3 separate regions of the Mus musculus genome follow, and regions 1 and 2 are each linked to region 3. The links are chromatin loops, found by intact Hi-C in ENCODE. Cell type or tissue: gastrocnemius. All regions are shown on one strand. Links, peaks and the distances in the headings refer to the core of each region. The heading gives the core; the rest is flanking DNA. Region 1 overlaps Tmco4 (transmembrane and coiled-coil domains 4). Region 2 holds the start of Gm33214 (a long non-coding RNA gene). Region 3 has its middle 8.3 kb from the start of Otud3.

The links. A loop is a pair of places that touch in the nucleus more often than their neighbours do. Peaks named below come from ENCODE experiments on the same cell type or tissue, not always from the same donor. Only the 100,000 strongest peaks of a DNase experiment are listed, where the experiment ranks them.
Region 1: it touches region 3 in a loop (9-fold over the local background); 25 of 42 quality-filtered maps call a loop at or near these places.
Region 2: a loop joins it to region 3, with 5 times the contacts of the local background. A loop is called at or near these places in 18 of 42 quality-filtered maps.

The regions. Positions count from the first base shown.
Region 1 is chr4:138,996,132-139,006,840 of GRCm38, forward strand. It overlaps Tmco4 (transmembrane and coiled-coil domains 4), which reads left to right. Exons shown (of 17, transcript NM_029857.3): 6 at 267-441; 7 at 1,893-1,920. It overlaps Gm33214 (a long non-coding RNA gene), which reads right to left. Exons shown (of 4, transcript XR_001784467.2): 4 at 10,119-10,709. Among named protein-coding and RNA genes, the nearest start is that of Gm33214, 18 kb to the right of the region's middle. In gastrocnemius, for the core only: CTCF peaks have their summits at 1,191 (motif pointing left) and 5,531 (motif pointing left); a DNase peak (open chromatin) is centred at 5,459.
Region 2 is chr4:139,010,304-139,021,012 of GRCm38, forward strand. Tmco4 (transmembrane and coiled-coil domains 4) reads left to right here. Exons shown (of 17, transcript NM_029857.3): 8 at 166-298; 9 at 9,270-9,367; 10 at 9,743-9,886; 11 at 10,556-10,675. Gm33214 (a long non-coding RNA gene) reads right to left here and starts at 9,046. Exons shown (of 4, transcript XR_001784467.2): 1 at 8,774-9,046; 2 at 7,018-7,086; 3 at 2,974-3,078. In gastrocnemius, for the core only: a CTCF peak has its summit at 4,719 (motif pointing left); DNase peaks (open chromatin) are centred at 4,716 and 9,393.
Region 3 is chr4:138,916,877-138,927,585 of GRCm38, forward strand. No RefSeq gene overlaps it. Among named protein-coding and RNA genes, the nearest start is that of Otud3, 8.3 kb to the left of the region's middle. In gastrocnemius, for the core only: no CTCF peak of the experiment used is centred there; a DNase peak (open chromatin) is centred at 5,376; H3K4me3 peaks cover 213 bases.

The DNA of each region.
Region 1 (10,709 bases), core at 1,179-9,178, 79 kb after region 3:
CTCACACATCTCTGTTCCCTGGTCCCCAGCATGGCTCCAGGTCACATAGGCAGCAGCTGCTGGCTACCTTCTCCTCTGTGGTTCTTGGTAAAAAGTCTTGATGGGGACTGAAGGTAGGAGCTGTGTCACCTAGGATTCTGTTTGGGCCACCTCTGTATTTCCTGGACTCTAGTCACAGGTTGACATATGTGACCCCATCCATCCACCATTGGCATTTCCAGGCCACGTTCCCCAGAAGGTCTGGATCTAACTATATCTCTTTCTAGCTCCTTCTGCACAGAATTTGTGACGGGCCTGGTGAAATGGCTGCATCTGTCTGAAAGTGTCCTCCCAACCATAATGGCCTTTGCCAGTGGCCTGGGAGGCGAAGGAGCCGACATCTTTGCTCAGACTTTATTGCAGGACCCCATTCTGAGAGACAACCCATCAGCAGTCAGTCAGGTACGTCAGCCCCTGTGTGGCCATTCATAACCATCTACAACTCCAGTTCCACTTACAGCGCCCTCTTCTGGGCTCCATGGGTACTGCACACAAGTAGTGCACAGACAGATGTCTGCAGATGCATCCAAAACACCCATACCCATACAATAAAAATAAATGTTAAGAGAATATTCCAGCCTCCCCCTCCCAACTGGAAGTGTTGAAGGGACTTCTGGTTGTAAGCACTTTGGACATTGGTTATTCAGTTTATGTCACCTACTGCAGGAGGTTGTTTGAGAATCAATCATGTTAACGTCTATAAATGCGCTCTCTGTGCATTAATGAGTAGTAAAGGAAGTTACCATAATGAATCAGGCTCTGCTATAATCATCCCCAGAATATATGGTGATGGAGTGTTGGGCTATGCAGCCACCTCAGCCCCCAGGACTGACTTGGAAGGGAAGTGACTTAGTCTCTGTCCCCAGCAGCCCACAGCTGGAATACTTAACGTACACATAATCTTTAAGGCATCTTTAGATGGGACATGAGTTCTACACACAAAACTGGTATTTGTTTCCTGTGTGTCTTACACCCATAGTCTGAAGGTAATTTTATATGATGTTTACCCCTTTCTGCATGGAACCACAGTTCAGTGTATGGAATTTTTTCACTTGAAATAATTTTGGAAATGGAAGTAGGATGCTGGAGGGACAGCTCAGCCATTAAGAGCGCGTACTGCTCTTGGAACTCCAGTTGTGGGGATGCAGCGCCCTCTTCTGGCCTTCTCAGGTTCCTGCATGCATATGGTGCACATAAACTTACAAGTGTTCATATGCATGCACACGAATAAATCTTTAAATATATATGTATAGCTTATATACACACATGTATGGATATATACATATACATGTGTACATACACATATATAGTTTTACATATACATCATTCACACATATCTATGTATCTATGTATCTATCTAATTGGGATTTTTAAATTAGGCATGTTTAATCTGTAGAATCACCCTTACTTTATATTGAGGAAACTGAGGCACAGAGAGATTTTCTTGCTCAAGGTCACCCAGCTAATAAGTAGCCAAAGCCAGGATTTGAACCTTGGTGGTCTGACCTCAGAGCCTGCATTCTATCAAGTTATGGTGACCTTTTTTCTGAAGCAGCAGCTTTGCTGTGTGCCCTTGAACATGTCGCTCACCCTCTCTGAGTGCAGTTTCAGTAGGCAGAGCTTGTGGCACCAACTTCTGATAGCCACGTGCACAGGCAGGATGTAGGGCCTTTCCCTCCTCACCGCGGCCTGCATATTCACCCACGTGCCCAGTTGGCACCTGGCTTGCCACTGTACTGTAGGGTGGAGGGCTTTTGCCATCTCCACTTGGTAGGAGTTAATACTTAGCTGTCCCATGAGCTGGGTGGTGGCGTGTCAGCACCTCACCGATTTCTGTCTCCTTTTTCCCACAGGACCTCCTGAGCTTCTCACTCAAGAATGGTGAGTGGATTTGCTGCCTTTGTGGTGTGGTCCACACGCAGTGAGGCTGGGGACCCTGCCACACCTATGTCTCGCCCAATGTCTTTGATGAGCACCATGTGATATTGACCCGGCTTGTTTGATTTCTGCCCCCTCACCCTCAAATCTGTCCCCTCCTCACCACCCAGCATCCTTGAGCTTAGCAGTGTCATGGCCTCCGAGGTAACAGCTGGGGTTTCCTCCTTGCTGGCACTCCAGCCAGTTCTCTGCTGTCCTCTGAGATCTCAATGACGTTTCCAGAGGCCTGTGTGGCCACCCTTGTCTCCCTGCCTCACACCCAGCAAGGGATTCCAGCCCCTCCAGTGTGGCCCGAGGCCCTGGGGGAGGGGCTGCTCATCCTCTTTCCTACCTCCTCATTCAATAGAGTCAAGCCCCAGGTGTGGCGGCTTCTCCCAGCTGTGGCTCCTTGTAGCTTCTTGGGTGTCCCCCTCCACTTTTGCATTTGATCCCTAGGCTGGACACTATAACTTTCTGTCCTTGGTCCATCTGCTTGCTCTGTCCCTACCTCATTCCATTCAGCCCTCACTTGCCGGGTGTGTTGGTGTGCCGAACAAAATGCCGCAAAGATGGAGGGTTTATTTTAGCTCACAATTTGAGGGCATAGCTTATCTCAGTGGAGAAGGCGTGGAGGGGGCAGGGGAAGCCAGTCACACTGCATCCACAGTCAGGAGGCAGACAGATGAAGGCTGGTTGCCTGTCGGTGCTCTCCTTTTTATGACCTCAATCCATGTGCTGCTGCCCACGTAGGGTGAGTTTTCCTTCCTCATGTAACCTGTCTGGGAACACACAGCCATGCCCTGAGTCACTGAGGGTGAGTCATTACACCTCCCACCCACCACGCCCCCGTTCAACGTGATACCCTGACACATAATTTTTAGTGGTACATTCTACCTGCGTCGACTTCAGTGCCTGCAGCCACCTCCTAACGCAATGTGTATTAGTTCATCTTAACAGTCCTAATGCTGTCCAAAAGCCCAAAGCCTTTTCTGAGACTCACGGTGACCTTTTAACTATAAGTCCCTGTAAAACCAAAAGTGTAAGTTGTTTATTCCCGACATCCGAAGGCACAGAGTAGGCAGCCCAATCCAAGAGGAAGGGATGGAGGCAGAGAAGGAACAGAGAACATTTCCTGCAACCCTGAATCTGACATCCGAGCTCTAGGTGGTCCCTCCGCACATGCTGGGCTCCGAGCTCCAGCAGGCTCCAGCAGCCCCACTCCCCAGTTCTGCTGCCTGCACACTTCAATAGGTGTTTGTAATTTTCTGAGGCACGCTTCCCGTGGTCTTGGTTTCTCCGCCCTCTTGGGATCGCCATTGGATTTCATGCCTCACCTTCACAGCTTCGTCCAACGGTCTCTTGAGGCCTCCCTCCTTGCAGGGTCTCTAACTCTGCCACATATTGCCCAGAGTCCTCAACTTTGGTGCAAGCTTCTATGACCTTGTAAGTCATGCATTGTGCACACCTGCTGTCCCCGTTAGGGTTTCTATTGCTGTGGTGAAACACCGTGACCAAAGAGCAAGTTGGGGAGGAAAGGGTTAATTCGGCTTACGCTTCCACACCCTAATTCATCACTGAGGGAAGTCAGGATGGGAACTCAAACAGGGCAGAAACCTGGAAGCAGGAGCTGATGCTGAGGCCACGGAGGGATGCTGCTTACTGGCTTGCTCCTCATGGCTTGCTCAGTCTGCTTTCTTGTAGAACCCAGGACTACCAGCCCATGGATGAGCCTCCCCCATAAATCACTAATTAAAACGCCTTACAGCTGGATGGATATTATACAGGCATTTTCTTAATTGAGGATCCCTCCCCTTAGATGACTTTAACTGGTGTCAAGTTGACATAAAACCAGCCAGCATAACTGCTAAACAGCTGTAGCTGGCCCTGTGCCCCTTAGTGCCTGATCTGGGGAAAGCACTTCCTGGGAAGTTGAGTTCACACAGAGAAAGCGTCATAGCTTACAGTTCTTTTTTTCCAAATACATTTGCATTTTTCACAAGTTGGAGCCTTTTATGGGTGGCTCTCCAGAACAGCCCATTAAGCTCTGGGTACAGGCTTCTAGAATCCTCTAGCCTGCAGCTCAGACTCTTCCACGGGCCTACAATCCACCCTGACGCCACACTGGCAGGGACAGCTGTGGCCCTCCTTGCCACCACATGTTTCTTGCACTGATCGCCTTTCTCATCGCTGTGACCAAGGACACTGTCCTGGCGGACAGACACTGCAGGAAGGTGCTTTTCCGGGGCAGAGGCCCATCCACTGCAGTAAGTAAGAGTGATGTGGGAAACTCAGCTGCATAATTGATGGTAATAGAGGACTGGTTTCCCCTGATTTTGTTTGTCTGTTTATTTTAACTTAAAAATAGACTATCAGGGCTGGAGAGATGGCTCAGAGGTTAAGGGCACTGGCTGCTCTTCCAGAGGTCCTGGGTTCAATTCTTAGCACCCATATTTATAACTGCAGTCTCAGGTAATCCGATACTCTATACCACACGTGGTACACAGACACTCATGCAGGCAAAACACCTACCCACATTATCGCATTAAAAAATAAAGTCTTTAAGAATCTACCAGCTTAAGAAAGAAAGGGTTTATTTTTTAATAATAATAATAATAATAATAATAATAATAATAATAAAAGAAATCAAAAGGAAGGAGCCTGACTGCTCCAAGCATGGTGGAGGAGGTTCATTGTAGGTCTGAGGGAGAGCAGAGTCAGAGGCAGGGACATCTGAGAGAGTCCAGAGTGAACACAACCCTGAGCTGGGCCACATGAGAAGGTGGGGGAGGGGAGGGGAGAGCCAGGAGAGTACAGAGCAGACAAAAGGTCCAGATAGCCAAAATGGCTGAATTATACAGGGAAGGGAGGCTGGGGGAAGGGCAGCCCACCCTGGGCTGGAAAAGTTTAGGGTAGAAGATGGGCAGTGCCAGCCATGCCCATAAGAGGTAAGGGCTGAGAGATGCAGGGAGAACCTGGCAGCCAGGTCTGCTTTGAGATGCTAAATAGGCACCTTGGCCATTTGTCCTGGGTTTGAGATGTAACAATTGTGGCTCATAGTTTCTGGGTGAGATCTATCCTAGAGGGGACAGCATGGGGACAGAAAGCTTTTCTGGTTGTAGTGGGAGGAGCATGAGGCAAGGTCACGTGACACTGGCGGTCAGGAAGCAAGGAAAGGTGGGTGTTCACTCAAGCACTAGCTGGCTCACTCTCTCCTCTCTCCCTTTATTCAGGCTTGCTCCCCAGTCCTTGAGATGTGACTGCTCACATTTAGGGTTGGTCTTCCTTTTCCACCCCTGGGAAGCTTCCAGTAGGTCAAGCTTAGGACCAGGCAGGCACTTAGCGAAGTCCTGTTGAATGAGTTCAGGAGAGACCTGCTGATTTTGTAATGGAGGAAGGCATCTCAGAGATAAGGCTAACCATGCCATCTGCCAAAGTTACTCTGTGAGTGGCAGGGCCCCATTCTGCCCGCGTTAGTTTCCTGGGGCTCCTGTTAGCCACCTGACTTCGCTGTGTCCTCTGTGAAACCCAGAGTCTGAAATGCAGCCAGCAGGATGGTGCTCCCTCTGGAGGCTCTGGCGGGATCCTTCCTGCATCTCCATTCCAGAGCTTTGCTGGAAATTTGGAGTCTTGGCCCCAGCAGGCTCACAAGGTCATCAATAACGGTCTTTGATCCCGGAAGACTACTGTAGGCTCTGGTCCAGAGGATACTTTTAGTCCTTTATTTATATTTTCAGTTGTGGGAGGAGCATGCTACAGGGCATGTATATATTGTGTGCACATGTGAAGGTCGGCTGACAACCTCAGGTGTCGGTCTTCACCTTTCATCTTGTTTGGGACAGGGAGCCTTTGTTATTTCCTGTGTCACTCACCAGGCTAGCCAGCCCACCAGCTTGCAGAGATTCTCCTGTCTCCCCGTCCCGTTTCTCCTTAGTGTCCAACTTTACTTGAGTTCAGGGGATCCGAACTTAGGCTGTCATGCTTGCACAGCAAACATTTTACCCAGTGAGTGAACTTTCCAGCTCGGTGTCCTCTTAAACTGTGTTGTGTGTGCTATGCCAGAAAGCCGGAGACCAGGTAACTCGCAGAGAACAAAGATCAACTTCTTCAAGTTCTGAAAGGCCGGGTCCAATATCAAGGGACCTGCACCTGGCAAGAGCCTTCATGTCAAAGTGTCCGGAGGCAGAAAATGTAAGAGTGAGGGAGGGCAGGAAAGAGAGAAAGAAAGCAGAATGGGGCTGGGACCCACTCTGGCTGTGTCAGCCTTCATCTCTCCAGACTTAATCTACTCTTAAAGGTCCCACCACTTAACGAACAGGCATTAGGACTAAGTTTCCAACTTGCTTTTGATGTGCATATTTAACCCAGAGCTGATAGTATAATCCCAGTGACTAGAAAGACATTGTGTGTTGAGCACGCACTCTGTACCAAGCTTGGACCTAGGGGCTCATGTGGCCACCTGACTCCCCTGCCCCCAGTAAAGCACTTCAGACACATGCCTCAGTTTGCAGACCTGAGTCTCAGGAGGTCTCAGGTCAATTTGGATGATCTCATGTCACCAGGAGAGACCAAAGTCAAGAAAGGGAAGGGAGCCTTCTAGGAGAAGGACAGTGAAAAGTTGGCTCACAACCAACACCAGGTCTCCAGCCTCTTAGGCCACCGCTTTCTCCCGTTGCCTCTCCACTGGGTAGACGGGCCTGACTTGGCCTTGCTCCTCCATCTGCCTCAGTTTCCTTTCTCACCAGAAAGCCATGTGACTACTCCTCATTTCATCAGCAAACTTCAAACCACCATGAGCACATGGGGGCACCAACATACACCACCACACTATGGGCAACCTTGGCACAGGCTCTGACAGGATCAGTGCGTGGGTTTCAAATGGCTTCCTTCTCTCTTAGGGGCATCTTTGAATGTAGTGTCTCAACCAGCACTGCTTTTGTGTTTGTATTAAGAAAACCCACCACTTACTAAGCACCCTTACTAAGGTGGATGGATGGATGGGTGGATGGGTGGATGGATGGATGGATGGATGGATGGATGGATGGATGGATGGATGGATGGATGGATGGGTGGGTGGGTGGGTGGATGGGTGGGTGGGTGGATGGATGGATGGATGGATGGATGGATGGATGGTGAATAGGAAGAAAGAGGGAATAGAGGAATGATAGGCAGATGGTCTTTCTTCAGAAAACTCACCCAATCAGAGCTGGGCAGACACTTTGAGCATCCTTCTCCTCCAGAGGCTGGCTGCAGTTGCCCAGCAGGGAGACTAAATTGCCCCCTGTGTTGGGCAGGATGAGCACCCATGCAATCCTCCCAGGAAGTCACCATGGAAGGCCACATTTCTCAGAACTTCCTGGAAGACTGACCTATATTGACATTCTGGGGATGATAGTTACAAAGCAATCCCATATTGGCAACAGGGTGGGCTGCCAATCATTTCCTTTATGCTATAGCAACCCACAATCTATTTGCCCACACAACTGTGAAAACCAGCCATGCAGCACATGTAAACCACCCTGTGCTGGCAGCTCTCACAGCTGGCTCTGTGGAAGTCTGGGGCAGCGGATCCTCTGTGGAAGGGTGTCCTGCCTGCTGCGGGATTTCAGGCAGCCTCCCTGACCGCCATATGTTATATGTCAATAGCATATCTCATGTGACAACCAACAGTGTCTCCAGGGCTGGAGAGAGAGCTCACTCAGCCAAGTGCTCACTGTATAAGTGTGAGGCTCTGTGTTCAGATCCTCAGCACCCAGGGAAGCCAAGCACAGCTGTAATCCTCTATAACTCTGACACTGGGGACATGGAGACAGGCAGAGCCTTGGAGCTCATTGGCCAGCCAGCCTGGCCAAGTCAGTGAGCTTTGGGTCCAGTGACAGGACCACTGAGGGAGACAGCCAAGGCTGACCTCTGACCTCATACGTGTGTTTCTGTATCCACCCCCACACTAATAGCAGTGCAAAATCAAATTGTTGCTATCTCAGGTGAGACCTGTTTATTTGCTCTCAGTAATCCTTATAAGTCATTCAAGCTGCTCTTTGGGCCCTTTATATAGATTGTGAGTTATCGCCTAGTATGTTACCTCATATAGTAGTGTGTATTGTTATCCCCACTTACAGGGAAGAAATCGCAGCCCCAGAAGTGAAACAGGTAGGCCAGGGTTGTATTTCAAAGTTCCACCTAAGGTAGCGTGGACTTTGGTGTGAACTCTGAATCAGGGCCAGGGCAGCTGAACCCTGAGTTTTGCCCTATGCACTCTCTGTGACTCTTACGCACCCCCTGCGGATCGATACAAAGCCAGGGTCCCAGGCACGTGCACACACTAGAGCCGAAGCAGTGTGTGCCTCACACTCTTCTTCCTGAGGGAAGTCCTCCTGGAGAGACTGCACCCCTGTCCCCTAAGAATCAGAGCTCTGGGGAATGAGGCTAGCCTGGCTGAAATGTTCCTCCTGGGACCCAATTGCTGAGTTCCCTGGCTGTGTCCTTGAGATACAGGCCATTGATGGTTAATTTTGCAGCATCCGGCAAATAAGTGCTGAAGTGTTGCTGTGAGCACTGGCCTGGCTCCGGGCACAGTTCCTGTAGCAGAACTCGCTGGGTGCCTGCTGGATGCCTGGCTCCCAGCTCAGGGCTTCCTTTCCAAGCACACAATCCTTGGTGGAAGCCACACAATCCCTTAGGAGACAGATGCAATGATTGTCCTCACGTTACAAGAGAGGACAATATGGGTTGGCGGACATGATAACCTGTCTGCGGCCACATAGCTGGAAGCCAGGTGGTGGAGTTCTAGTCCCAAAGCATCATCCACAGCCCACTCACGACTGCTGTGCCGCCTCCAGTGACATAGGCATGTATATGTGCAGGCACGTGGCTGGCATTGTGTCTGAGGAGGCAGCTCTGGGGACAGCCTCTGAAGTAGATCTCTGCGCCCTCTGCCCCGGCCACAGGTAATTCAAGGCTGGGCCTGAAGCATAATGTGACTTCTCTTTCATTGATTTTTCATTAGAGAAAGAGCAGGGATAAATAAGGAATGTTCCAGGAAATTAATTATCAGGGGCACTGGTGGACAGGGAGGTAGCAGCACAATGGGTAGGCTGGTGGATACATTATGTGGCCTGTGAGGACTCGGGGGGTGTGTGTGTGTGTGTGTGTGTGTGTGTGTGTGTGTGTGTGTGTGTGTGTGTGTGTGTGTGTGTTAAAGCACGCAGCTCTTGCAGAGCAGCAGGCAGCTCCCAGCCTTGCCCCCAGCCCCAGCTCAGAGGGCAGCCGTTACCATGACTTATTAAAGAGGATGTGCACGTGTGCCTCGGTCTTGGCAGAACCATCTTACAACTGGTAGGATGACCATGACATCATGAAGAGTAATTTTAGGGACAGTCCAGCAGTGCACGGGTGTAATCCAGCACTCAGGATACAGCTGGGGTGGGGGAGTGGCGACTGAGAATGTGAGACCAGCCTGGGCTACAGAGAAGCCTTCACCTTTAAACAAAACAAAACAGAGCAATACTAAAAAGAGTCTTTGTGCACTTCGTGCATCTAGTGCTGGCTGGACTCACAGTGTCCTCCTGGTACAGCTCAATAGTGCCAAGTGTCAAGCATTTCTGGGACTGGTGTAGAACATTTGCCTAGCATGCCCAAGACCCTGAGCTCTATCCTGGTGTACCTGCGCGCGCACACACACACACACACACACACACACACACACACACACACACACCACAGTTGGGCTCACGAGCATGGGCCACTTCTCTCCCAAGTTGTTAAGAGTCCTGGGCATGTGACCCAGCCCAGTGCTGTTCTCTCTGACATGATGGTGTGAGTCGCCATGGCTGCCTCCTCGGGAAGCTGAGAGGGTTTGAGAAGGCAGGGTAGAACAGAAGTGCAGTTTAGAATGTGGCTCCGTTGGTAGGGGAGAGCTGAAACTTCTGGATTAGTGTGGTTACGAGTCATAGGTTAGTTGGTTGGATTCTCTTTCCATTTATTTACTGCAGACGGAGTGCGGCGTCTGTGTGAAGGGCAGGGAACGACTTGTGGGACTCGGTTCCTCCTTCCATCATATGTGTTCTGGGGAGCGAATTCAGATTGTCCTACTGGTGGTGAGCACCCATATCTCCTGAACCATCTATTTGCCCACAAATCATAGGATTTTTCTGCAGAAAAGAGCAAGGACTTCATCCAGACCAACCCTCCACAGTTTGGGTCTCTCCCAACAGTGGACCACCTCTCCATTCCTGCAGAGTCCTCCCTTCATCCATGCAGGTTATAAACCTCTCTTTGTTTCAAGCAGGGCCAGACAGTTAGGGATGCACAGTGGGTTTGGAATTTGTATTCTAGAAAGGGAGGTAGACAGTAAAAAATAGTAGGCAGCCAAACTACCAACATATTTATTTTTATTTGTTTGCTTGAGACAAAGTACCAGGGTGATCCTCCCGCCTCTACCTCTGAAGTGCTAGGATTCTGTAATCCACCATGCACCACCGTGCACCACCATGCTTGGTTTGTGCAGTGCTGGGGATGGAAGCCAGGGCTTCGTGCATGCTAAGCAAGTGCTCCGTCTGAGCTCCATCTCTCGCTCCAAAACTGCCCCCGTCTAAATGGTGATTGGTAGGAATCGCTGCTGCCAAGACAACACAGGTCATGGGGTGGCATTTGCAAGAACTTCCCCAAGGAGGTGACCTCTGAGAAGGACTGAGCTAAGCGTAAACCTCAGAGAGACTGTTCTAAGCATTGTCAGAGCTCAGTTCATAATCAGGGTT
Region 2 (10,709 bases), core at 1,609-9,608, 94 kb after region 3:
GACAATCCTGAGGACAGTGGGAACTGCCAAGAGCCGCCCTGAGGCTGGCTTCCCTGGGGCTGTTACTTCTGCTTCCAGGTTTAGGGTTTACGCTGTGTGCACCCCTGCTAGCATCCCTGACTTAAAACCTGCACTGACTCTTTGCCCATTCTGTTTCCTTTGAAGGACACTATGATGCCCGGGCCAGAGTCCTCGTTTGTCATGTGACCTCCCTGCTCCAGGTGCCCATGGAGGAGCTTGACATTCTGGAAGAGGTGTTCCTGGAGAGCCTGAAGGACGCCAAAGAGGAGGAGTCTGAGTAAGACAGTCCTGAGCCCACCCCCAACACCCGGCAGAAGCCTGAATTCCACCTGAGGGATCTCTGTCCATCTCAAGCCCCCATCCCACGTAGAAACCATGTGGTGAGGTAGACAGAGCATTAGACAATGAGTCCCAGTCACCCTGACTCACCACGTGACCTTAGCAAGTCACCTGCCACCCTCTCTGGGCTTGGCTGCGGTTGCAAGAAGAGATGGTTGTTAAAGGTGCTAGATGTGTGACCACCATCCAGTGGTCCTCCACCATCCGGTGGTCCTGAAAACTCCACTCCACCTTTAGCTTTTATGACACTTTCTCTAACTACGATATCCCTGGATACAAAATGGCTTTCAGGATAGTTCAACATCACCACCCCAGGGTCACTACAGAAAAGAATGTAATCACAGAAGAAAATACTCAGCCCAGGCTGGCACACAGCAAGGGCTTGATAGACGTGAACCCTCCCCTGCCCTCATAAACCCCATGCCATGTGTGGTCAGGGATGTGAGGGATATGGGGAGATAGCTCAGTCAGCCAAGCACTCAACGTGGAAGCACTGGGCCTATGGTTGATCCCAGAACCAGAAAAGGCTGGTTGTGGGGGTGCACACTTGTAATCCCAGCACTCAGGAGGCAGAAATGGGTGGGTCTCTGGGTTTGCTAGTTAGCCAGCCTGACCAGATTGGTGAGTTTTAGGCCACTGAGAGATCCTATCTTAAAATTAAAAATAAGAAGTAGTGGATAGTGTCTGAGAAATGCCTATCAGAATTTGTCCTCTGACCTACCTGCGCACGTGCACACACGCGCGCGCGCGCACACACACACACACACACACACAGACATCACGTACCCTGCTGCCACCGCCCATATACACATTAAGAATATGGAAAAGAAAATCATCCTTGTGACTTGGCCAGAGCCCAGCTCTGGGCGTCATCTAAGCCCAGTATCATAAATCAACTCCAGCCCCGTCTTGATCCTGAGCTGCTGCAACAGGCACCAGGCACTGGGCGTCAAGCACTCCTGCTCAGCACAGGCACCAGGCACCAGGCACCAAGCACCAAACACCAAACACCAAGTACCAGGCACCAAGCACCAAGCACCAGGCACCAAGCACCAGGCACCAAGCACCAAACACCAGGCACCAAGCACCAGGCACCAAGCACCAGGCACCAGGCACCAAGCACCAAACACCAAACACCAAGTACCAGGCACCAAGCACCAGGCACCAAGCACCAGGCACCAAGCACCAAACACCAGGCACCAAGCACCAGGCACCAAGCACCAAGCACCAGGTATCTGGCACTCCTGCCCAGCACAGGCACCAGGTACCGGGCACTGGGCACACCTACTCAGCATGGGCTTCTCTTCGTCCCCCACAGCCATCTCTGGGAAGCCCAGTTCTATCAATTGCACCCAGTGGGATATAGAAACCTGAAGCACAGTGCAGAGGCAGAGCCGGCTCCCTCCAGAACACACAGGCGAAAGGACAGGAGACAGCGGCAAGGGTAGTTTTCAGTTTTGGTTTTTGGGTTTGCCAGTTTTGTTTTAAGACAGGATCTCTTTATGTAGCCCAGGTCTGTTCTGGAACTTGTTCTGCAGAGCAGGCTGGCCTTGAACTCACAGAGATCCACCTGCCTCTGCCTCCTGAGTGCTAGGATTGAAGGCGTGTGCCACACTCTGGCAACTTGTTGAAATCACCTAAGGGGAGGGTGGGAAGATGGCTCAGTCAGTAGAATTTGCATGTGGGCCTCTAGCACCCGTGTGAAAGCTGGGCACACTAGTGAGCACCTGTACCCTTAGCAATGAGCAGGTGGAGACAGGAGTCGCTGGTGCTAGTCATTGAGCCCAGGGTCCGTGAGACTCGGTCTCAAAAAATCAAATGGAGAGTGATTGAGGAAGTCACTTGCTCTCAACTCCTGATCTTCAAATGTACACACACACACACACACACACACACACAAAATAATCTGAAAATACTTATGCTCAGAACTATTCCAGGCAGCAGGCAGCAAACAGGCAGACCTGAACCAGTGGTTTTAATCACGAGGACTACCACCTAGTTCTTCTTCAACTATGTTGAAAATGGGTCAGCCTCTCAGGTCTTGCGATGAGTTGGTGCCTGAGGATCCTGTTAGCGGACAGGACTGTGTGTGATCCAGAGGAGTCTGTTCTGACTCTGTCAGACTCATAGAGTCAGAGAAGAGGAACCCCAGAAGTTCCAACACAACCCAGCTCCAAACTTCCTCAGCGTTGCCATCTTGAGAACGTTATTGATGTTCTCTGGGCTTCAGTTTCCTTACCTGTGAAATGGGGATAGCAATAAAGACCTTTTGCCTAGGTTTCCCGTGGGGGGCTGAAAGGAAGCTGACAGTGAGGGGGCCCATACAGCTCACCATCTGTCGGTTAGCAGTTAGGATTATAACATCATTGTATCCGAATGTGGAGTTTGAGGGACTGTGGAGAACTCTGTTCTCCAGAGGGATCTGAAACAAAGGGAAGGCAACTCCGCTGACCATCCATCCTGCTGTGGCCCAGTTTGTCACCCCTGTTTTAAGGGATCAGGCTGTGTAGAGATCCCTTCTAATGCTGAGGCTTTTTACTGGGCCTATGTGCAGTGTTTCTTTGTAGGTAGGATCTACAATGTGGCATGTCACCCAGTGTGCTTGGTCCTCACCTGAATACCGCCCCAGCCTCCTCCTCTCTGATAGCTGACCGCACCTCTCCGCGCCTTGGCTCCTTCAGTTCTGGTGTGGGTTTAGTGGTAGTTCTCCATCAGAGGCTGTGGGAGGATTAAATTAATTACCTCACATCAAAAACTTGGGACCGTGCCTGTTATGCAACAGGCCTCGGTGACCCTCGGCTGAGACAAGGCTGGAGTTCATAAACTCTTACAAGAACGTGGCCATTGTCCGACTCCTGCCAAGTGCTTGCTGATACAAGCCCGGAGGGCTGCCCCATCCCACTCTCTTATCATCCTTGTGAGGAGTCAGTTGGCCCAGGTCACTTAGCTAGTCCATGGCTTCCTGATTCAATCACCAAGTCCAGCCTTAGCCCGAGTGTTATTTTTTTTCTTCTCCCCCCCCTTTTTTTCCTTGGAGGGGGGGAGTGTTCAAGACAGGGTCTCACTATGTAGCTCTGGCTGCCCTTACTATGTAGACCAGGCTGGAGTCAAACTCCCGAGATCTACCTGCCTCTGCCTCCCTGGTGCTGGAGTCAAAGGCATGAACCACCACCACCTGGCTTTTGTGTTATTTTCTTGAGGCCCAGTTTGAAACCTCAGATTCTCTCCTTGCAGGCTTTAACTAGGGATAGATCTCAGGGTGGACTGGGGTTAGGGCACACATCTGTCTGCCTGTAAATTGCTCATACATATGTAAGCACACGAGGACAGACATGGACATTGGAGAGCTTTCTCTATCACTGCCCACTTACTTCCTCGAAACAGGATCTCTCACTGAAGCTGGAGCTGGGCTGATGGCCAGCAAGAGTGGTGGTAGCAAGCGTGGTGGTAGCCCGCTGGCCTAGCATATGCGGGACCTTGAGTTGCATTGGAGATAGGTGGAAGGGAGCGGCTAGAGAGATCACACTCCCACGGGAGAGCAGATGCCTTGGATTGGTGGCTGCACACTATGAATAGTGTCGGTACCCTCTTCTTGAGCTGTTTTCCGCAGTTTAGGAGTCTGACCTTGACTCACACAGAAATGCCATCTCAAGTTCATGCCTATTCTAGAAAGTATGTGTGGCTGTGGGCTGACTGAAGGTATGGGCTGCCATCATGTCTAGTCAAATGGCAAACAAAGTCCGTGGCAGGAATAAAACCATCTTGTAGATTTGGAGTTCCCAGAATTTCAACACCCAAGGGAAAAGGAAGGAAGCACCATAGCTGTGACTCAGAGCGGATGCCTCCTCTCGGGCTCTCAATGTTGAAATTCAACCAGACTAATTGCAAGGGTAAAATGCTGTGATTATCAGTAAAGATAAAGAAAGGAAACAATTGCTTACAGGGAAAGCAGTTATTAAGATGTGTGCACATAGGGAAATCAAGAAGCCATGTCAGACAGAAGTACCTTTTAAGTAAAACACTTCCTTGGGGGCTGGCAAGATGGCTCAGCATGCAGAGGAACGGATCTCTGGGACCTGATTCACACAAGTTATCCTTTGGTCTCCATTTATATCTACGTATATAAACAGGCAGACATATGGACACACATACACGGACATACATACATATAGACATACAGTAAAAATGTAATAAAACTTGAAAAAGGAAAATCACATTGATTTCACTTTTAAAAGAAAAAAAGGGGGGGAGGAGTGGCGAGATAGCTCAGTGGTTAGGAGCACTGGCTGCTCTTCAGTTCCCAGCACCCGCATGGTGGTGCCCAACCAGCTTAACTCCAGTTCCCTGAGCTCTGTCGCCCTCCTCTGGCCTCCACTGGTACTGCATACGTGTGATAAACCATGCAGGCCAAGACACACACACACACACACACACACACACACATACACCAAAGTAATAAAGCTCTTTTAAAAGAAAGAAAGAAAAACCCCACCTTTTCCAGTCAAAAAAATAATGTTTAAATGATAACGTAGAGGAAAAAACTGGTAGGGGTCAGGGCACCTCGTGTGTGTGTGTGTGTGTGTGTGTGTGTGTGTGTGTGTGTGTGTGTGTGTGGTGTGTGGGTCTCTGCAGAACCATTCTGATGAACTAGCTTCATGCATTTGAGCCACACAGGCCTGGGGGACCTTATTGATTTTGTGGTCATTCTACTCCATCGAGCCAAGCTAAGCCGGCTTCCCGTCTGGTACCATTAGTATACAGACGTCACTGTGGGAGAAATCTAGAAGCTGTCAGTGGCACGTCATGCCACTGGCACTAACTTAGAAGTCTTAGTAATTCTTACTAAAAGACATTTGTAGGAATTATGAACATTTTGTTTATCCATTCACTTGAGACAAGGTCTCACTATGTAGCCCTGACTGGCCTGGAACTTGCAGTGTAGACCAGCCTGGCCTTGAACTCGGGCATTTTCTGCCAGTTCCCAGTTTTCTCTTGTTCTGCAAGTTTCTTACTGGGTGATGGCTGGCCTGAACTTCACCTACCTGTTTTCTTTTAGCCCGTGTCTGCTCTGTTTTTCCTACGTGAAACAAAGTAGCATGTAGTTCCTGGCGTTATTGGAGGCCTTTATGAGATGTTGCAAAAGCCATGTGGGGCTGGGAGATGTCTCATTGGGTGATTGCTGTGCACACATGAAGATCTGAGTCAGATCCCTAACACTCCTGTAAAAAACAAAACAAAACAAAACAAAACAACCCACATGCGGTGGCATGAGCCTAGAGCCCCAGTGCTCAGGGTGGGGATTGGATAGAGACAGGCAGGCCCTTGAAACTCACTAGGCAGCTAGCGTAGCTGAATCAGTGAGCTGTGGGTTGACAGAGAGACTCTGACTCCCAAAATGTGATAAAGAGCGATTGTAGGCTATACCTGACTTTGGCCTCTGGCCTCCACGCCTACCCTTAATGGGCGAATGCTCCTGCACACATGTGTTCTCCTACCCAAAAAAGAAACCTGCCTGGAATACCATCCAGGCCCAGGGCAAACTGCAGAGGGTGGAGAGCCAGGAATGGACGAGCAAGCAGTGCTGGGCCCCTGAGCCTCTTCTCTCAGCTTCCGGCTGCTCCCCAGTCTATGACTGCAGTATGGAAGTGTGCCACTGACCCCGAGTCATACTGCTGGACCCCACTGTGTATGGTCAGCCACCCCACTGTGTGTGGTCAGTCACCCCACTGTGTGTGGTCCTGCTTCTCTTGGGCCTTCTGTTGAGAAGCCAGCCTCCTACTTAAACTGATGAAATGGTCATTAATGAAGGGTCAAAGCCATTAAGGGTCAGAAGAGTGTATCACTGCCCCTGTGTAGGAAGAAGTGGTCACAGCAATGAGACAGACACATAAGAACATCAGCAAACATATTGAATGGTGACAGTTAGGGAGGCCATCTCATACAGGCCTCCAAACACCCACATACACACACACCACAAACACACACCTAGCCCCCCCCCCAGGGTGCTTACGTGAAAAGGTTCAGGTTATAATCTCTACAGAGTCACAGGCTCAGTGAGTGGCTCTGTTCCTGAGGTAGGGAGATTTTGCTGCTATGACGGATATAGCCCCCAAATCTCCATGGCTTGCAGCACCAAGGTCTCATTTCTTGCTTTGGGCATCGAATGAAGATCGGCTGTGGATTGTGCCCATGTTGCCCTGGTTTGGGGCTCTAAGCTGATGGATCCGTGCCTGTCTGGAACACTGGCAGTCTCAGGTTAAAGCAAAGGAGACCTGTCAGCCTCCTGCCCTGGCTTTTAAAGATTCTAGAAATGGCAGCATTGTGCCCCCTACTCCCACCCCCACCCTATGTTTCACTGAGGAAAGCTGGCCAGCAGCTGGCAGCTGGGCACACAGGAGTGCACAGTCTTCAACTATGACATTTCTATGCCTTCCAAGTTGACCAACCACGAAATATTTTTGTTTGATTTTTTTTAATTTTTGAAAGAAGGTATAATTATGAAACAAGGTGTAATATGACTCAGGCTGGCCGAGAGAGAGAGAGAGAGAGAGAGAGAGAGAGAGAGAGAGAGAGAGAGAGAGAGAGAGAGAAGAGAGAGAGAGAAAGAGAGAGAGAAAGAGAGAGAGAGAGAAATAGCTAAGGCTGTAAAAGACTAACCTTCTGATTGATCCTTCTGCCTCTATGTCCTTAGTACCGGGGATTCAGGCAGGCTCCATCATGTCTAGCCTAAAATAATTGTTTATTTAAAAAAATAAATTCTATATTGAAAATACTTTTTAAAATTTACACAAACAGAATAAATAGTGACACATGACATTGCTGTATTTTATAAAAGACATAAAATCTAAATATCTCTAAAGCACTCAAGAAGATATGAGAAGTTATATGCAAATGTACACAGATGTGGGGAACGTGAGCCCCCGTGGATTCCGGTGCCCTGTGGGACACCTAGCATCAATACTGAGCAGCAACTATGGAATCCCACAATTTAGAGCCTGACACCAGACCCCCTTACTCCTAGTCACCTCTCACCTTCCACCTAGTGGTTATGTGCACCAGCTCCGGATTCAATGGTCAGCAAAGATCCTTACCATTGGTTTCTGGTCCTCTGCAGGGAGGCAGCTGAGAAGGGCTGCCCTCCACTCAGGGGCCTCTCAGTAGAGGTGAGCTGGTGCTGGAGAGAAGCCTGCTCCTTGTTCCTCACGTGAGGAAGGATATGGGCACGTTGGTTGAGCAAGGATGGAGGCAGGGAATTTCAGCCCACAGGTGTGCAAACTCTGGGTGGGGGCGGGGGCGCAGTGCATTTGCAGTAACCGTGTTAGCTAAATCGGATAAGCTTCATCTTCACAAAGCAAGTTGTCACTGGGCTACTGCGATGCTGTGGCAAGGAAAGGCACTTGCTGCCAAGGCTGATGACCCTAAGCTGTCACTAGGACCTATGTGGTGGCAGGAGATAGCTGACTCCCATAGGTTGTTCTCAAACCTACACACACACACACACACACACACACACACACACACACACACACACACACACACTAAATTAATCATAGAGGAAAATGTCTTTTTAAGGAGATACGTAGTATTGTCTTCATTTTGTAGAAGACTGAGGCTTAAACCTTTGTATGGCACAAGCAACCACTGTTACCTCCAAGAACATGCACTCCATAAAGATTTTAAGTAGTCTGTTAGCGCGCGCGCACACACACACACACACACACACTGCCCCTCTGGAATAACCACTGTTATCTCTTTTGGGGCGTGAGGATAAGGTTTCTGGCTCTCCTGGAACTTGTTCTGTAGATCAGGCTGGAACTCAAGAGATCCGCCTATGTCCGCCTCCGGGAGTACTGGGATTAAAGGTGCATACCACCATGCCCAGCTCTACCGCTATTATCTCTTAAAGCATCCGGACCGTGGGGCCGCAATGTGCAGTGTGGAGTCTGGTGTAGAGGAAGGGCTCACTAAATATTAACCGTTTCTCGTCATTTATGATCGTGCTGCGTTCGGTTGTCCAAATTCCAGCTTCAGTTCAGAGTTCTCCCGTAATGGCCCCTCCACCCACCCTCCACCTCTCTTCTTGTCTCTGATCACCTTAAAGCAGCCAAGGGCTAAAGGTCTGTCAGGAGAGCTGAGAATCTTGTCTCTGAACATTGAGATGGTCGTTCTCAAAGGGGCTGTTCTCACTGAACGTTCTCTGGGTTCCATGTCTGAATCACACAAACTGGGCATGGTGGTACATGCCTGTAACTCCAGCACTTGGAAAATGGAGGCAGAAGGATCCTAAGTCGGAGGTTATCCTCAGCTACATAGAGACTTAAAGGCCTGCCTGGGCCTTGAGACCCTCTCTCAAAGAGCTAAGAATATAAATTATAAACACTCCAAACATTCTCCCTGCAGATAACCCTCTTACCTTTGACTGGGCTTATAGCATCTGTGTTTTCAGTCTGGATGAGCTCAGCTGTTACCACAAGGCCCCATCTCTCGTACACGTGTTTTTCCAGTCTATTGTACGCATAATTGCTCTGGAGGAGACAGATTTCCAAACCCCCTGGGGAAGTGGAATCTGCTGGCAAGATGAGGGTACATTCTGTACTCATTCTGGGCTCATCTGTTCTGTGAAAGCGATTGTTTGCCTCTTTTGCTATTGTTGCTATGATTATTATTATTACTGTTATTATTATTACTATTATTATTATTATCTTTTCATTATTTAAATTGCACCCATTAGGATGGATCTGCTGGGTAAGTAGTATGCTCCATTCACTGAGATTTCCCCCAGGCACTGATGGGCCCAGGACCGACCTACCTACCTACCACTGATCTCTGGTTTAGGGGTTGGTATAGTGGGAAGACTTAAGGGATCCTGGCCCATAGCTAGCAGCCATAGACCGGCCTCTTATCTCCAGGACCGCAGAGGCATCCCGGAAGAGGAAAGAAAAACGGAGGAAGTGGAAACGCTATCTTCTGATAGGCCTGGCCACAGTTGGAGGCGGGACAGTGATTGGTGAGGCCCCGCTGCAGGGGATAGATCATGGTCTGTGTATCAGTGGTGGGGGGAGGGGTGGCCCCAGCACGTGACAGGCACCTAAGTCAGTAGTAAATATGCTCACTGATAGAAGCTGCCCGTGCGTGCACGGTGGTTCACGCCTGTCATCCCAGCTCTTAGGAGATAGAGGCAGAAGGATCAAGAGTTCAGGGTCATCCTGGGCTGCCTAGTGAGTCTGAGGCCACCCTCAGCTTTGTGAATCGGTCTCTAAAAGTCAAATAAATAAATAAATTTTTAAAATTGATTTAAAGGCATTGCTGGAAGCTCTATAGAAGGCAGCCCGTGGGAAAAGAACCCGTTAAGCCACGCCCTGATTGAGTTCCTACCCTGCAGGTGTGACTGGGGGGCTAGCTGCCCCACTTGTCGCTGCAGGAGCCGCAACCATCATAGGCAGTGCCGGGGCAGCCGCGTTGGGCTCAGTGGCTGGCATCGCTGTTATGACTTCACTGTTTGGTGCAGCCGGAGCTGGCCTGACAGGTAAGGTTAAAAAAGAACGGGGACTTGGAAAAGATTGTCATCCAGCTTGACTCAGCCAAAAGGATGCCCCAGATGGCTTCTTGCGGGGGGCTGGGGGAATAAGGAAATGTGGCTTTGCCCTTTCTGAGTCCCAGCCAAGCCAATCCTGCAGCAAACCTTAGAAGCTGTTGGACTTGCAATCAGCGTAGCCAGGCTCAGGACAAAGTTTGGAAAACTAAGTTTTCCCATGTGTACCCCATGAGTACTTGCTGCAGCGGAAGAGTCCAGCCCAGTCTGTTGCTATCACCCAGGAAGTACCCAGGCACCATCCCTCAGAGGCTTGTGGTGTCTTTGTGTCCTCGCCTTGGCTGTGCCCGTGGCCCCCAGTTGCACACAGGCATGTGGAAGGCTGCCAAGAATCACAGTTGGTATCAGCTGTAGTGAAGGTTAAGGCTTAGTAGGAAATGCAGGAGAGAGATAGCAACTGAGGCAGGACAGGGCAATAATACAGAGCCTGAGTTTAGACCCTGGCCTGCAGATCTAGTGGCCTTGGGCAGTGTCTTCCTATCCTGTAATCAGGGACAACAGCCTGTCTTAGAGTTCACAGATGAAATGCATTTGTCCAGGAGCAGAGCACATAGACTTGATGTGTGAGTATGTAAACACATTTGTTTGTGTCTATGTCCTAAGGATACAAGATGAAGAAGCGAGTCGGGGCCATTGAGGAGTTCATGTTCCTGCCTTTGACGGAAGGCCGGCAGCTACATATCACCATTGCCATCACTGGCTGGCTCGGGTCCGGCAGATACCGTGAGGATCAGGGTGGAGAGGGACTCAGATGGGA
Region 3 (10,709 bases), core at 992-8,991:
TGTTCACTTCCTGAATCTCATGAGGCTCCATTTGGAAAGAATGTTTCCCTTCAGAGGAGATTGCTACACAGCACATGTAAGTTGCAGAAATAGAGAGACATCGACCTTGACTACAGAAAGCCCCAAATCCAAAGGTTTTATTATAAGCAAGGATTCAGTGATGACAAGACTGCAGGGTGAATGCTGCTAGGAAGGTGTGTGTGTGATATGGGGGAGGGGGCGGGGGTGGGGAAGAAGTTCAAAGATACAAAATGACTTCTCATAGGAGAAAATTCTCAGTTGGAGCTTCAAGGATGAGTGTAAGTGGCCAAGAGCAGATGCTAGTGAGTCTCCAGCACCAGACCTGGACTTTGAGGAACTTAAGGAATGCGAGGCTTGACCCTTGGGGTGAGAGATGGAAGGAAGGACATGCTGTGGTTTGGATGTGATTCAGCCTCCAAAGGTTCAAGCATCTGAAGTTTGGTGTCCAGTTTGGCAGTGCTGAATTAGCGAGACCTTTAAGAAGTGAAGTCTCCGACTGGAGTACTTGCTGCTCTTTCAGAAGATAGTTCAGGTCCCAACACCCACGCCCGCATCTCCTAACCAGTAATCCCAGCTCCAGATGATCTGGCGCCCTCTTATGACCTCCATAGGTACTGCACTCATGTACACATGCACACATACACATACACGGTCATACATAAATAAATAAAAATTAAATCTCTTGTCAAAGAGGTGGGTTCGTGAAAGCTCTACTCTGATAAAAGATGAATGTTGTATTTTTCCAGAACGAGTTCTTACAAAGAGAGGTCCTCCAACTCCTCCGTCTCTTCTGTTCCTTGCCAGTGTATCTTGGAAGTACATAACTTCTTTTTCTTTTTATAGTTGCTCATAATTAAGAGACTTAGGACTTTTAAAGTGTTTCGGTTTTTAAAGACTTGAGGACTTTTAAAGGTTGGACTATATTTTACACTGTGAGATAAACATGAGACCTGTGGACAACGGATAGAGGGCTGTGGCTTGGTGATGTGCCTGTGTGTCATGTTGACCAGGATTAGTTTGTCAATCTGATGTCATCTAGAATATCCCGGGAGGAGTGTATCAATGGGGGGTCGTCTACATCAGGATTGCCTACAGCCATGTCTGTAAGAATCCTCATGATTATGTTAATTGATGTGGGAAGACACAGCCTGAAAGTGGACAGCACCACGCTCTGTTCTGGGGCCCTGGACTATGTAAGACTAGGGAGAGCTAGTTGTGCATGGAACATGCATGCATGTGTTCCCCTCTCTATGTGACTGTGGCTGTGATGTGACCAGTTGCTTCAAGCTTCTGCCTTAACTCCCCTGAAGTGATAGACTGTCACCTGGGATGGACTGTAACGTATTCCTCCCTTAAGTTGCGGTGCTAGGGTTGGTCTGCTGCTGCTCTGTATTCAAATGCAAAACCTGGCCCTCTAGATCCCCTTGCCCCTATGAGCAGATCCTCACATACACTTAGTGATGATATTTAAACCCTGCTCCCCAATTAAAGCTATCGGTTAAAATTAAGTGGCTACAGCCAATTTGGGGAGACAAGAAGACGCGGAGTTTCAGTTACTGGGCTGGGTCACAGTAAGGGACCACGAAGAGGAGGTAGACAGAGGGAGCAGAGGTCTCCATTAGACGTGATAGACAAGGGACACATGCCTGAGTGAAATGTTCCCCCCAGGACAGACTGCTGGAGAAGAAGTAACCCGGGCTAGATTCAAACAGCAAGTGTTTGGGGAGCACAGATGGGAATTAACAGTCTAGCAAATAGAAATATAGATTAGGGGTAATCTACCAGTAATTGTACAAGAGCTGATTAAATAATCTATAGGACTTTGCTTCTGTTATTGGGGGAGCTGGCTCTGCCACATTAATAATTAATTAATAGGGTTTACTAAAATTCATTTACAATGCTGTCTTAGTCAGGGTTTCTATTCCTGCACAAACATCACGACCAAGAAGCAAGTTGAGAAGGAAAGGGTTTATTCAGCTTACACTTTCCACATTGCTGTTCATCACCAAAGGAAGTCAGGACTGGAACTCAAGCAGGTCAGGAAGCAGGAGCTGATGCAGAGGCCATGGAGGGATGTTTCTTATTGGCTTGCTCACCCTGCTTTCTTATAGAACTCAAAACTACCAGCCCAGAGATGGTATCACCCACAAGGGGTCCTCCCACCTTGATCACTAATTGAGAAAATGCCTTACAGTTGGATCTCATGGAGGCATTTCCCCAACTGAAGCTCCTTTCTCTGTGATAACTCCAGCCTGTGTCAAGTTGACACAAAACTAGCCAGTACAAATGCTTTTTGTCTGAGTATTTTATCACAGCAACAGGAATAAAGCTGAACTCTGTGGATGAGGGGGTGTCGACCCTGACAGCTCGTCACCCTTCCTAAAGAAGAACATGCCCTGTATTTGAAGACTGTATCCGAGAATGTATCCTTGATGTGCAAGCACAGTTAGAAACAACCTCTGTGCACGTCATCGGGATCTCCACGTCTCCTGCTTCGGAACAGTCACCCAATACTGTACAACATTTAAAAGGAGGAGGCCAGGGGAAAATAAAGACCAGCTCACGTGAGCAGCTCTCCTCCACACAGCGTATGGCAGAAGGAGCCATTCCGTGTTGTCTGTATGCGAACCACAGTCACCAACATAAAGGACTCAACATCCCAGGCAGAATTGGTTACCATTTGATCTCTCCACAACGGCCATTCTGACTAGAGTGAGCTGGGTTATCAACGTGTGGTTTTGGTTTGGGTTTTAACTTTAGGTATGTGAGTACCCTGTTGCTATCTTCAGACACACCGGAAAAGGGTAACAGATCCCATTACAGATGGTTGTGAGCCACCGTGTGGTTGCTGAGAATTGAACTCAGGACCTCTGGAAGAGCAGTCAGTGCCCTTAACCACTGAGCCATCTCTCCAGCCCCTTGTTTTGTTCCGTTTTGTCTATTTGTTTGTTTGTTTGTTTGTTTTGTATAGCCCAGATGTCCAGAGATGTTGAACATTTTCTTGTGTTTATTCATCATTTATACTTCATCACTGCAGATCTCCATGCCCATTCATATTAACTGTGCTACTTGATTTTTTTTCCAGGTGTTTAGGTTGTTTTTTTTTTAATTCTTCGTATGTCTTAGGTATTAATCATCTGTCTGATATACAGCTAACCAAAATACCCTGCAGTTCTGTGAGCTGTCTCTTCACAAGGGGCTGATAGGAAACGGCGGTGGGGGGGCCTGGGAAGGGATGGGGAGATGGGCTATGGGGGGATGCTCAAGCACGTTACATACTTAGATGCAAACACACACACCTGCAGACTGAAAGATGGAAGACATGGTTTGGAAAAAGCACACTGGCAAGGGAGGTTAGAATGAAAAAGGCCCTGCCTTTATTTTTAAATTTTTTTCCCACAAGAATCCAGTGGGAGCCGGGCGTGGTGGCGCATGCCTTTAATCTCAGCACTCGGGAGGCAGAGGCAGGCGGATTTCTGAGTCCGAGGCCAGCCTGGTCTACAGAGTGAGTTCCAGGACAGCCAGGGCTACTACACAGAGAAACCCTGTCTCAAACAAACAAACAAACAAACAAACAAAAGAATCCAGGGGGTTCAAGTGTTGAGTGTGTCATTATAATTTATTATTTATTGTCTTTTTTTCTAGTATCAAAATATATCCTTTCAAACTGAAGCCTTACAGAGCTGTGTGTGTGTGTGTGTGTGTGTGTGTGTGTGCGCGCGTGCACGTGCACTGTGATCAACGGACATGACTCATGGTATGTTTATCACTTTCTTCTAGAAACGGGCAAGACCATAGGGGTTTGGGCACAGTGTTCTTTCCATACCACCCTTGGATCAATCTTGATGGTCCCATCTGTTTGTTCTTGTCATGAAGGCAGACACCCTAAGCAGAGTTAAACATCAACTTAGCCGCATCCGACTGCCACAGGCTGTGCCTCTCTGGAGAGCTTAAGTAAATGGCATCTCACTCTGTCTGGTGGGCACAGGGAACAAATTATGTATCACTAATCAGCCAGGCCATGGGGCACCCTCGTGCCTACCACCCAGACATGCTCCATCAGTGACCCTGGCACAGGACGGAACTCTGTCTGGCAGCCTCTCTAAAAAGGCTGCCCAGGCTGTAGAGTTCAGAGTACTACTACAGCTGGGATTTTGCTTTCAGGATTTTGAACCTGAAGCTGCAAATATTTAACAGGTAATTATTGATGACAATCTTCTAGTGGGCCTCTATTGATGACAGCGAAGCATGACATTCAATGAAAACTGTGTGTGTGTGCGCGCGCACGGGTAAATGTGTGTTTCTGCTTCTATTTTGTAGAGATGGTTGCAGGCTTGTACATGTCCACACAACATGCAATTTTCAATTCCCCTTTCTGTTTTCATCTTTTGTACCCGCGTGTGTATGTGTGCGCACTTGCTCCTGTATGTAGAGGCCAGGAGTCAGCACTAGGAGGCTTCCTCAGCCGCTCGCTCTCTGCCTTACTATTAGAGCCAGGGACTCTTACTGAACCGGGAGCGCACAGATCCAGCTAAGCTGGGTCTCCCTGTCCCTACCTCCCCCACGCTTGGCTTACACATTTAGTAACAACACTTAGCTTTACATGGGTGCTGAGGCTAGAACTCCATCCCGATGCTCACACCACTGATACCCCTGTACCGATGGAGCCCCTCCTCTTTCTCCTCTGCAGGTGGTGGTGCTGGAGCCTTTGAGCCTGTCAGTCCCACTTGACCTCTGTGACCTTGCCCTCATCTTCAGGATGCCTACAACCCCTTGTCTCACCCACTTAACATACAGAGGAATGGAAGGATGGAGGCCGGTCCCTTCCCATTTCTGCCCCTCAGGAGCTGTCAGCACAGCAGAGCTTACACAGTCTCTCACAGCTCCACAGACTACCTCTCCGCTTTCCTATAAACCTGATAGCCCGTATACTAAATTATTTATAAATGCAAACAAAGAATTTAATATCCATTATTACTTTCTCCAGCAAACTGCTCCCAGGGGGAATTAAGACACGTTAGTTTCTGTTGGTGGGTGACCCTCCCTTGATTTCATCAGACCACCTCCCGGGCTGAATGGGGAAAGGGGTGGAGGGGGCGGGGCTTGCTCATGCTTCTTCGATAACTTGATGGCCCCTGAGCCTCAGGCTTATCTTTTACGACTCCGCAGCAATTTCTTTGTTTGGCATCCCATCCCTGTGCCAGAATCTAATTGCCTACGGAGTTTGCTGTAATCCTCACGCTGCATAAACTTGTGACTGCTTCATCCTCCTCTGTGCCTAGCACCACGACCACACCCACTCTGGCACGTTCGGAGCCAGTCAGGCAAGCAGAAAGCGATGCCTGTCGGTCCCGCAGAGCCCACAAGGGGGCAGCAGAGAGACGCGCTGTGATTGAAGCATTTCAGCCAGCTTAATCTAACAAACTAAGCAAACAAACTAAGCAGCACACTGCTGCTGGTTCTCCCACCAGAAGAGCTGGGCTCTGAGTTAGGCATGTGAGCCACTTTGCAGGTAAAGCGGCAGCGCAGAAAGCAGCCAGTGACCTCCCATCTCCCTCACCTGAGTAGTCCCTGGGGCCTGCAATCATGACCGCTAAGGTTTTCAAACCTCAAATTATGATACATAATGTCCAAAAATGACATTAAGGAGTAAAAGGGACAAAAAAGTGGCCTATAGTCACACTCTCAGAGGCAATCATTGCTGCTGTTTGCTGTGTTATACTTAGCCCTTAGATATTGTTGATCGCCATGTACACACACACACACGCACGCACGCACGCACGCACGCATGCTTCTATCAGGGCTTTTCCTTGTAGCTCAGGCTGACCAGAAACTCACTATGTAACCTGGGATGATCTCTAATCCATGGTCAATCCTCCTGCCTCAGCCTCCCGAGTGCTGTGATTACGGACTTGACCCACCTTGATGCCCATCTGTACCTTACCTAGATGATAGTTTATGTGCTTTAACTGCCTACCTTCTCTTCACGCTTAACATCAGACACTTGAAAATACAAAATAGCCGGGTGTGGTGGCGCACGCCTTTAATCCCAGCACTTGGGAGACAGAGGCAGGCGGATTTCTGAGTTCAAGGCCAGCCTGGTCTACAGAGTGAGTTCCAGGACAGCCAGAGCTACACAGAGAAACCCTGTCTTGAAACAAAATCAAACAAAAACTAAACAAAAGAAAAAGAAAATGCAAAATGAAGATAGTACTCTCTCTACATGGGCATGTTGTGTCCTTAAAGCCTGACGTTTTGAATACATGCAGAAACACTTGAGACGTCCAAGAGACTGACAGGAAATCCTTTATGTCCTTCTTATTGCCAGAAATGCCCTCACACAAACCCAGCATTCACTGTGGCAGGGTGTGCATCTCCAGACAGTATAGGAGACCAAATTGGATATTATCTTCTCTGACCTTTGTTGCTGTCTAAACAGTGTGCAGATAGTTTCTTTTATCCATGTTAACACATGTGACTTATGCTCATCTGTATAAAACAGGGTTTTACTATATATCCATGGCTACACCCGCACTAAGAGGCCCCACGGGCAGGTTTAGAGCAGAATGATCAAGTCTGAGGAAGAAAAAGCTGAAAGCTGGTGTGTTAGAAAAACTGCAACAGGTGCACAGGTGCATGCCTGCAATCCCAGCAGTCGGGAGGCAGCGGCAGGGCGAGGACCAGAAAGTCAAGGCCGGCCTCAGTTTCATAGTGGATTCAAAGAAAATCTGAGCTACATGAGACCTTGTATCAGAAGAAGAGGAGGAGGAGGAGAAAGAAGAGGAGAAGAAGGAGGAGGAGGGGAAGGGGGGGAAGGGGAGAGGGACGGGGAGAGGAGGGGAGGGGGAGGAGGAGGAGGGGGAGGGGACGTCACTTCTAAGGCACCGTCCAGACCATGCAGGAGGAGGGAGAAAGAGCACTGAAAGAAGCCTCCGGAAGACCCAGTTTCCATTCCTAAATGTGAGCACGGGGGTCGCCCCATCTACAGGAGACACGTGATTCCAGAGGAGGCCCGAGACTGCAGACAGCACTCACGATACATCTTCCTGATGTCCTCAGTATTCTTGCCCTTGGGACCGTTAGTACATTAATTAATTAAGGGTGAGCTGAATGCAGTCCTGAGGTATCTTTACAGTTGCTGTGATAATCACGAGGGCAGCTGAGTGACAGATGGGTGGAGACCGTTGTATAACCCAACATGCCAGGCAGAGGCATGATTCAAGTGCAGGCGGGATGGAGCAGGATGGCACCGGCCTTTATGACCCTGCTCAGGTAGGTGCGGGGCTGGAAATTTACACATCGTCCATTTCTGGAACTGTTCCCTTAATGTTTCCAGTCTGGGACTATCCTCAAGCAAGTGGGCATTCTCTTTAAAGTTCCCAGGTACAAAACTCTAAACTCTGAGATAAGCATCTCCCAAGGAAGGGAGACCTAAGATTTCTATCACTTAGTAACACAGTTATCTAACCCCTCACTATGTAGATATAGATTACATACAGACATAGATACCCAAGATAAAGCTAAGCCACACAGTTTGTGTATATATATATATATGTGTGTGTGTGTGTATGTGTGTATATATCTATATATACATATATATGTATGTGTGTATATATCTATATATGTATATATACATATATACACACACATATGTGTATATATACATATATACACACACACATATATGTATATATATACATATATGCACACACACATATATATGTATATATATATACAATTTGTGGAGTTTGCCTAGAAGAAAGCGATCATGCCCAAAGTGATTCCTTTGGAGCAGATAGGACCCTTGCTGCTCTCCCAGAGGACCAGAGGTCCGTTCCCAGCACCCACATTGAGAAGTTCACACTCACCTGTAACTCCAGCTCCAGGGCAGCCAACATCCTCTTCTGCCTCCCAGACACATGCACACACATGCATGTGCTCACACATGCACACATTTGCACCTACAAAGTTAAATAAGAAAAGAACTCTTTTAAAAAGCATAAAATCCTGCTGGAGAGACAGCGCAGTGGTTGGGGGCACTGGGTGTTCTTCCAGAGGACCTGGGTGTGATTCCCAGCACCTACACAGTGGCCCACAGCCATCCGTAACTCCAGTTCCGGGGGTTCTGACACCCTCTTATAGTCAGGCATACACCTGTGTGCACTGACATACATGCAGATGGCATAACTATGTGCATAAATTAATAAATAATTTTTTTAAAATCACGAATTCACAGGGCAGTGGTGAATTCCACTAATTCCAGCACTCATGAAGCAGAGGCAGGTGGATCTCTATGAGTTTAAGGCTGGCCTGGTCTAGAGAGAGAGTTCCAGGACAGCCAGGGTTACACAGAGAAACCCTGTCTCAAAAAAACAAAATAAGGACTGGCAAAATGGCTCAGCGGTTAAGAGCTCTGACTGTTCTCCCAAAGGTCCTGAGTTCAAGTTCCAGCAACCACATGGTGGCTCACAACCATCTGTAATGAGATCTGACTCCCTCTTCTAATGCATCTGAAAACAGCAGCAGTGCACTTACATATAATAAATAAACAAATAAATAAATAAATAAATAAATAAATAAATCTTTAAAAAAACAAAAGAAAGAAAAAAGAAAGAAAGAGAGAAAGAAAGAAAGAAAGAAAGAAAGAAAGAAAGAAAGAAAGAAAGAAAGGGAAATCACAAAACCAGTGAATATATTTAATTAAACTCATAAAATTAGCCTTTTGACAGATCTGCTGGGGTTGCCCCACTTTTCTTGTGTAAAATACATTGTCCTTGAAAGGTGCCTATATATGCCATTATATGCCATTCAACTCAATAGCTGGAACCAAAGCCATCACTGGAGTGTTTAGGATCACAGGAAAGGCTGGAAATAAGCCAAGTGTCTTCCCTTGGGGAAATTTCAAATAAACTCTGTTCTATCTGCTGAAGAGGAACCATTCAAGCCATAGCGGTTCACGTGGGCAGTCTCCTTGAAGATAGCAGCTAGATTAGATTAAAATGGAATGCCCTGTGCAGCAAGTTGTTGAATGGGGAGGAGGGAGAGGAGGAGAAGGAAGAGGAGGAAGAGGAGAACTTTGCAAAGGAAAAGGGCAGAGACAGACAGAGACCGGTGAGCAGCCCCTGGATTTCGCACCCTTGGTCAGCTGGTGAACCCGTGTACAGCCGAGACAGATTTCGCACCCATGGTCAGCTGGTTGCACTGGAGCGGGTGAGCAGCCCTTGGGCCTCCGCTCTCAGCCTGCTCCCAAGCTTCACTTGGTGCTAGAGTGCTCAGACCCTTTGGGGAGAAGGTCAAGCCCCTTGTCGTCCAGCTGCTAGTGCATCACACCGGACTTTGATTCACGCAGATGCGTCACTGAGGATCTCTAAGCAAACGCATTCATTCCAAGACTCCTCATAGCTGCCCAGTCATTGGCTGGAGTTACAGACAGTGTTGAGCAGTGTTGAACATGGGTGCTGGAAACGGAATTCTACTGGTCTGAAAAAAGCAGGAAGTAGTCTTTTAACTACTGAGACATTGCTCCAGCCCCCGCCCTGAGATATATGGGGAGGAGGGGCAGAGAGCACATCCATATAGCTTTTATTATAACATATTATCACTGTTCTATTTCTCAGTTGTTATGATTAAGAATAATCATATAATGTATTTAATAATTTATACATTAAACTTTATTGTAAGTATAGGAAACATCACACACACACACACACATGCATGCACATGTGCACGTCTGGTACCATCTGCACTCACAGTTTGGGACACACTCCCTGGAGGGTAAGACTGGCTGTGCCGTGGTACAGCATGGCTCTGTGATATGATAGATGATCCGACCCATACATTGTATCTCTCATGTAACTACAGAGAGCACAGGAGCTAGCGAGCATCTCTATTTGGGATGAGAAAAGTGATGCTCCAGCAATACCTGTAGCCTTCATCCTTCAGCAAGCTTTTCTCAGCCATCTTCTGGGTGAATCATGGTAAGTGATACGAACATATCCTTTCCCTTCTGCACCTTTGGGTGGAGAAAAAGAAAGATAAAGAATAGATTTTGTGTATGGACTGGGGCTGGGTGGGGATGGGAACGGGAGGGATCGGGTGGGAAAGGTTGGAATAGGTGGGCGTTTAAGTCACAATGTAGAACCCGAGTGGAGTGGAAACTTCCTATGAGGGTGACCCTATCAAGGTCTCCTAGTAATAGAGGCTATGGAGCCTGACTGCCTTCTTCTGTAACCAGACTGAGCTCCCAATGATGAGACTGGGGACACCAACCCAGCCACAAAACCTACAACCCACAACCTGTCCTGCCTGTAAGGTGTGCTGGGGGTAATGGTGGCTCTGAGCGTGCAGGAGTAACCAGCCAATGACTGGTCTAACCATGAGAGGCGGCACTGCCTGAATGGTAGGGATCTGGAAGCTGGATGGCTCAGAGGTCTACGGTGGAACTAAACACAACTGATCAAAAAAACAAAAACCAAAAAAAAAAAAAAATCAAACAACCAAAAACAAAAACACCTCAATGAAACGAACCCTAATGATACTCTGCTGTGTTCATAGATCAGTGCCTAGCTCAATAGTCAGAGAGGCTTCCTCCTACAGCTGATGGATACAGATGCAGAGATTGGCAACTAAGCATTAGGCGATGCTCAGAGAAGCCCACAGAAGAGACAGAGGAAGGATTGCAGGAGCCA